Regions from separate parts of the Mus musculus genome. Here region 1 is linked to region 2. A link is a contact called in ENCODE Hi-C or POLR2A ChIA-PET data. All regions are on one chromosome and are shown on one strand. Each heading gives the region's core, a stretch centred on a gene start or an enhancer-like site at or near the end of the contact. The rest is flanking DNA. Distances are from core to core; before and after follow the strand shown.

Region 1 (2,865 bases), core at 288-2,787, 40 kb before region 2:
CCTGGAGCTGACATTTTACCAACACTGGCAGAATGGCCTTGCCCTCTGAGAGAAGGTGGTAGCTAAGGAGAAGCTAGCATGAGAGGAACGGGACTCAGGCTCTGCACTTCGGCATCCGGGACCAGGGCATGAGTGGCCACAGTGAGGCTTAGTACCCCCACAGAACTCTTATATTTACTGTGCAATGGTCTGGGCACGTGGCCAGGGCTCCCTCAGTAGTAATGACCACAGGGACAAGTTTTGGGGCATTGGCCGGCTCCACTCACTCAGAGGCCAACGGGGTGGATGTGGAGGCAAGGAAGTGGGGTAAGAGAAGCCACTCCGATGGTGGGGAAAGAGAGGGAGCAGAGCAGAAGAGCAGAAGCGCTGCTCCTTGGAGTACCCAGACACACCCTCAGGCAGGTGTGCAGAGCCCCACCTCCCGGACAGCCTGCTGGGGGCGCCGGAGGGGAAGTGTGGGTACAGTGGCTCTTTGATAGATAGCAACACTGAAACCGCGGGATTTTGTTGCTTCCTATTTTCCCCAATTTGTGACATTTGAGATTAGAAGTCCTCCAGGGACATCCCCTCAAAGTCCAGCACTTTGGGGTGGAAGACAGGGAAACTAAGACAAACTGCCCAGAGTCACTGTCCCAGATCAGACTTCTCTGAACTTCGTTGAGCCGGTAGGACAGAAGGGAACCACTGGAAAGTGGGAGGAAAGACGTGTGTGTTGTTGAAAAGGTCTTGCTATATATCTCCCAGGCTGACCTCGAAATTGTGACCGTCCTGCCTCAGTTTCCCAAGTGGTGGCGGTATTAAATTGTGTGTGACACTACCGACTAAGACGTCTTCTTGCCCCAGCACCCCAAGTTAAAGCTAGGCAGTCCCCCCCTCCACCGCTGTGCTCTCTCAGCCTCAGTTTCCCAGTGTAGAAAAACGGCCTTCAAACTTGGCGAGTTGGGACAAGGGCACAATCAGTTGGGATGGGAAGTCCAGGAAAAACTTCAACCAGGAAACATTCCCTTCTGGGAACCTCATAAGAGAGACTTTGGGAGAGTCTCTCGCTCCCGTCCGGCGCGGGCAGAGGGCAGCGGCTGCCGTGGCCAGAAGGGAACCGGACGGGATGACCTCATCCGCTGCTCCAGCCTGGAATGCAGCTGGGGAGGGGGCAGGGTGCCCTGTCCCCATCGTCCGTCCCCCCCACCCCCCAGCTTCCCGCTCCCGCGCTGGCGTCGCCGAGAGGCCCTGGGGTCCCTTCCCTTCCGCTGCCCGCGCAGGAACGCGGCAGACGGCCCTGGGCACCTCTGCTCGCGTCCCAGTATACTGCGTTACCCTTCGGTTTTGGTGCCCTGAGCCGTCCCGCAACGTGACAAAACCACCCGAGAAGTCTGAACTTTCCAGCCTCCTACGGATTGGCCCCGCGCACCCTCCGCGCCCAGGACTGTACGCACTCCCCCGGCCCGCGCCCACGATTACCTCGTGTCGTCGAGCCCGGGGGGTCCAGGGGCGGGCGCGGCGGCGGCGCGTCCCAGCGCTACCCGAGAGTCGCTGGGCCGGTCTGCGCCGCCCTGGCCGCGGGCTCGGCCGCCAGATCCCGGGGCGGGGGCGGGCTGCGGGCTCCCTCCGCCCCTGCTCCGCCCGCGGCGGCCGCGCCCCCTCCCGGGCTGGCTGGCCACGCCGCGAGCGCTGCAGTGGCGCGGCAGGGATGCCAAGCCAGGCCAGGCCCCTGCCCACCACCCCTAGGCGGGGCGACCTCGGGAATGTTCGCTCTGTCTTGAGCCCGGACTGCCTGGAGGAGGCCACTGGGACTCTTTGCTGCCCACTGCTCCTTAGATGACCTCGGGGAGTCCAGGATTGACAGCCCTGTCCTGGGCCTCCAGCCTTTCCTTGCTGGGGCGGGAGGAACTGACCAGAAGACTCGCTGGAATTTTTTTCTTTCTTTCTTTCTTTCTTTCTTTCTTTCTTTCTTTCTTTCTTTCTTTCTTTCTTTCTTTCTTTTTTTTTTAAATGTGGGGCATTCACTCTTTCCCATTTTCTCCATTCCCCATTCCTGGCAACCCAATACAAGCCCCGTCGGGTGCCAGCAGAATATTTAGCTGCTCTGGGGAAGAGGCCTTTACAGCTGACCACTATGTAGAGGGGTGTAGGGTAACCTGTGATAATCTCATGGACCCTTAAGCTGGGATGGCCCTTGTTCCTCCTTGCCTTTCAAGTGTCTCAGTTTCCCCATGGGGCCGGAGACAGGGCTCAGCAGTTAAGAGTGCTTTATGCTCTTCCAGAGGATGGAAGTTCTGTTCCCAGAAACACACACACACACACACACACACACACACACACACACACACATACCCCTACTATAGTGGAGTTATCAAAGCAGACATCAGATATTACATTATCTTCTGTTCTCCGCTCTAACAACTAAGAGAGTTGCTGAACAGGTAAATGAGGTCACACCTTAGAAACCTTTAGTGAGGCCCCCACTACTTCAAAGAAGGCACAAAGCCAGCCATGCTCAAGAAGACAGATCCTAGGCCCCTCCATCCGTGTACCCTCTGATTTTTCTGTGACGACAGACAGACAGGAATCCTGGGGGCTGTGTGTGGCAGTACATGTCCCTAAGGTAGTCTGGGAGTGGGGTATTGAGCAAGGTTCCCTAAAGGAGCAGGAAGCCAGGTTAAGTTTTAAATAGAGATGCAGAGGGCCTAGGAAGTTCACACTGGACAGACTGTGGGCAAAGGCTTTGAGCTCAGAGGCAGGGATGGAGCTGGGCGGTACTGTCCCTGCAGGGGTGAGGAGCCCTAAGGACCGAGGGGGACAGGACAGGACAAGCTCTTACTCCTCCCTCACAGAATGCTGTGCTTCAGGGTTGGCACTCTAAACCCT
Region 2 (3,113 bases), core at 457-2,956:
GTCTGTTAGCTTACAAGCTAATTCCTAGTTTCAGTGCCAGATTCCTGGCCCTGGTTTTGCCTCTGATGAGAGAATAATTAACTAAAGACTCATTTTCCAGGGTTTCCTTCCCATTATCCCGGCCAAGAAAAAATATTCACAGGGCTGCGGTAGGGTGGAGCGGCTCTTTGAGGGAGGAGCTGCTCCCTGTGAGAGCCAGAGTCAGGGTATCAGGGTCAGCAGAGGAGAGGCGATCCTTGGGAGGGAGCCTAGTGTGAACCGAGCCTGGGGAGGGGAGAGAGGCCAGGGCGGATCCAGTGTGTGGCAAGTTCTTGCTCTCTCTGGGCCCCTGCTTCCTCCTTTGTAAAGGGATAGGTTTGCATTAGAATTCAGTCCTTTCTACAGAGCTGCTTCTGCAGGTGAACTGGTGATACTCCAAACAAAACCAAGTCAGCAAAAGTCTGTGGTTCTTCAAGGCTGGGAAAGGAACTAGGTTATGTAGGTAAACTAGTTTCTTTACTGCAGGGGCTGTTCAGGGGTTGTGGTCAACCTTGTTTCCTTGGGTGAGTGATGCATCTAATTCGGAAAGTATGGGTGGCTTTGGGGACCTACACATCTTTCCAGATCCTCTGTGTCCTCTTAACCCTGTTCTCGCCACCCCGAGGGCACTTTCCAGTGCCCAGAGAGCTTCTAGCATGTGACTACAGGACCTTATTGTGGGAGTATTAGTCTCCAAGGCAGAAGGGAGTTTTGACGCTGCCTTTTCAAATGTAATTGATTTTAACCACACTCCCTCCCACCCCGCAGGAACGGCCATTTAGAAATGCAAGCATCCTGGTCCCCGTGTGCCATCAACTTGACTCAGGAATGAAAGTGCAGTCAGTCTGGACACTTGCAGGGACTGACTCCCTTCTTTGGAAAGGTGCCCATGACCCCTCCCCTCTGCTGCCCACACAGGCTGTCCTGGGCTTGGTGAAAGATGTGAGCTCTTGGCAGCGTGTTCGGGAACACTGAGACTGTGGAGGGGCAATTGTCCAGGTCACCGGCAGATAAGAGGCCTAGCTGGGAACAGGATGCAAATGAATGCAAAGCTGAGACACACACAGAGAGAGACTCACAGCTGACCGGGGCTTTCAAGTGCCTAGGCACAGGGTGTTTGTGGGAGGGAGAGGCACGTGAGTAGTCTGTCTCCGGTCGAAGTCCTGCTCAACACTTGTAAGGCCATTATCCCAGAACATGGACACGTGTGAAAGTTCTGCTAGCTTCTGAGGCCCTGTCCCACACTTTGCAGATATTTCCTGAAAGACAGATATGTATTATGTGACTTTCAGCAGAGTGAATATACCTACCATGCGAGTTTAAGTGGGAATGATGGGGCTCTGTATATGAGGTCCGAGCCCAGAGCTCGCTAAGTTGGTGTGACCTGTTGACTTCAGGGCGTGTGTGGCTAGTGGAGCGGACACTTGTCGCGTTCAGGGTTCCGGGTGGCCAGCTGCACCGGGAGTCGGGCTTGTAGAGGGTGCAGGCTGGTGTTGTGCTCATGGTGGGGGACAAGGTGAGCAGCAGCGGCGGCAGTGGCCCTGGCGGTGGCGCGCGGGGTGTGGGCGCGCGCGTGGCGGCTCCGCCCCGTCGGGGGCCGGGCAGGTGTGGGAGGGCCGTGCGGACCCCGCCAGGACTGGCCCGGAGAGCCGGCGGGAAACAGGAAGCGGGGGTGGGGGGTGGGGAGGCGCGGCTGGCCCGCAGAGCGGCCGGGAGGACGACCGGAGCGCAGCGGGTCGCGGGCAATGTTGGGTGGCCCGGGAGGCCGCCGGGCTGGGGGCGGAGCCAATGACCCCGAAGGCACCGCCCCGTCGCGCCTCCGGAGCCGTCGGCCGAGCACAGAGCCGGGAGCTCAGGGCAGCTGCAGCGCCCGTGGTGAGTGCGGGGAGGACACGGGCGGGACAGCAGCGTGGGGACGTGAAAGGACGCCGACGGGACGCCCGGGAGGACGCGGGCGTGACCTCTCGGGGACCCGGGAGGGTGCAGGCAGAGCAGCTTGGGATCCCGGGAAGACGGAGCCCGACAGCGCCGGGACCCGCGGGCGACGCCCAGGTGCGGTGACCGCGGCTCCGTGCCCACCGTGCTTGTCGCCCGCAGGCTCGGAGGACGCGGCCATGCAGGGCCGGGCGGACGCGGGCGAGGCTGACGAGGAGGCTGGGGCGGGTTCGGGGTCGGAGGCCGAAGAGGACGCGCTGTGGGAGCGGATCGAGGGCGTCCGGCACCGACTGACGCGCGCCCTGAATCCGGCCAAGCTCACGCCGTATCTGCGCCAGTGCCGCGTCCTGGACGAACAGGACGAGGAGGAGGTGCTCAGCACCTACCGTTTCCCGTGCCGCGCTAACCGTACCGGTGAGCCCGCCGCCAGGGGTTTCCTCTCCCTTCCTAGGCCCGCTCCAGAGCAGACAGCTGGATGTGGTTGCCGGTGCCGATGGCGACCCCTGTGGGATCTTTACTGTGCTCTTTGACCTCTCTGGTTCTCTCTGTCCCATTTGTGTATCCCTTAAAGAATCAGTTTTTCTCAAGAGCTCAAATCCGGGCTCAGTTCTCCGAGGCTCCTCTCCCACTGGGCGTCTTTGTACCAGGACTGTCAGAGGGACTAAAAGTATCAGGGAACTTAAGTCAATGAGAGCATTTTGCCTGGGAAACGCAGGCATCCGATGCCCCCGGGCATGCGTAACGTGTGTGTGTGTGTGTGTGTGTGTGTGTGTGTGTGTGTGTGTGTGTGTGTGTGTGTGTAGGGGTTGCTGGGGACCTGCTCCAGTGCAGGTGCTCTGGGGAGGGTCTGGTGTTCCTAGCCAGGGCAGACTGAGCTTTGCTCCCTGATGTGTTGGGACAGGCCCCGGTGTGTGTCACAGCCCAAAAATCTGGGGAACGTAGGCCCTGGAGCATTGTCGGGGTGGAGAGCAGGGGCACTGGGGGAAGACCTCATCCTGACCCCTGTCACAACCTTTACCCTCAGGGCGCCTCATAGACATTTTACGCTGCCGGGGCAAGAGGGGCTTCGAGGCCTTCCTGGAAGCCCTGGAATTCTACTACCCAGAACACTTCACGCTGCTCACTGGCCAGGAACCTGCCCAACGCTGCTCCATGATCCT

Evidence for each region. A loop is a pair of places that touch in the nucleus more often than their neighbours do. ChIA-PET counts read pairs that join two places held with the same protein, here RNA polymerase II (POLR2A).
Region 1: POLR2A ChIA-PET joins it to region 2 with 37 read pairs in Patski. The contact joins the promoter of Cdc42ep1 here to the promoter of Card10 in region 2. A Hi-C loop is called at or near these places in 8 of 37 maps with a recorded cell type or tissue (gastrocnemius, heart and mouse trophoblast stem cell). POLR2A ChIA-PET finds 5 or more read pairs at or near these places in 2 of 5 experiments (Patski and embryonic stem cell).

What each region holds. Positions count from the first base shown.
Region 1 is chr15:78,841,319-78,844,183 of GRCm38, reverse strand. It overlaps Cdc42ep1 (CDC42 effector protein (Rho GTPase binding) 1), which reads right to left and starts at 1,537. Exons shown (of 3, transcript NM_027219.3): 1 at 1,459-1,537.
Region 2 is chr15:78,801,635-78,804,747 of GRCm38, reverse strand. It overlaps Card10 (caspase recruitment domain family, member 10), which reads left to right and starts at 1,706. Exons shown (of 21, transcript NM_130859.2): 1 at 1,706-1,893; 2 at 2,116-2,367; 3 at 2,978-3,113. The coding sequence starts at 1,764.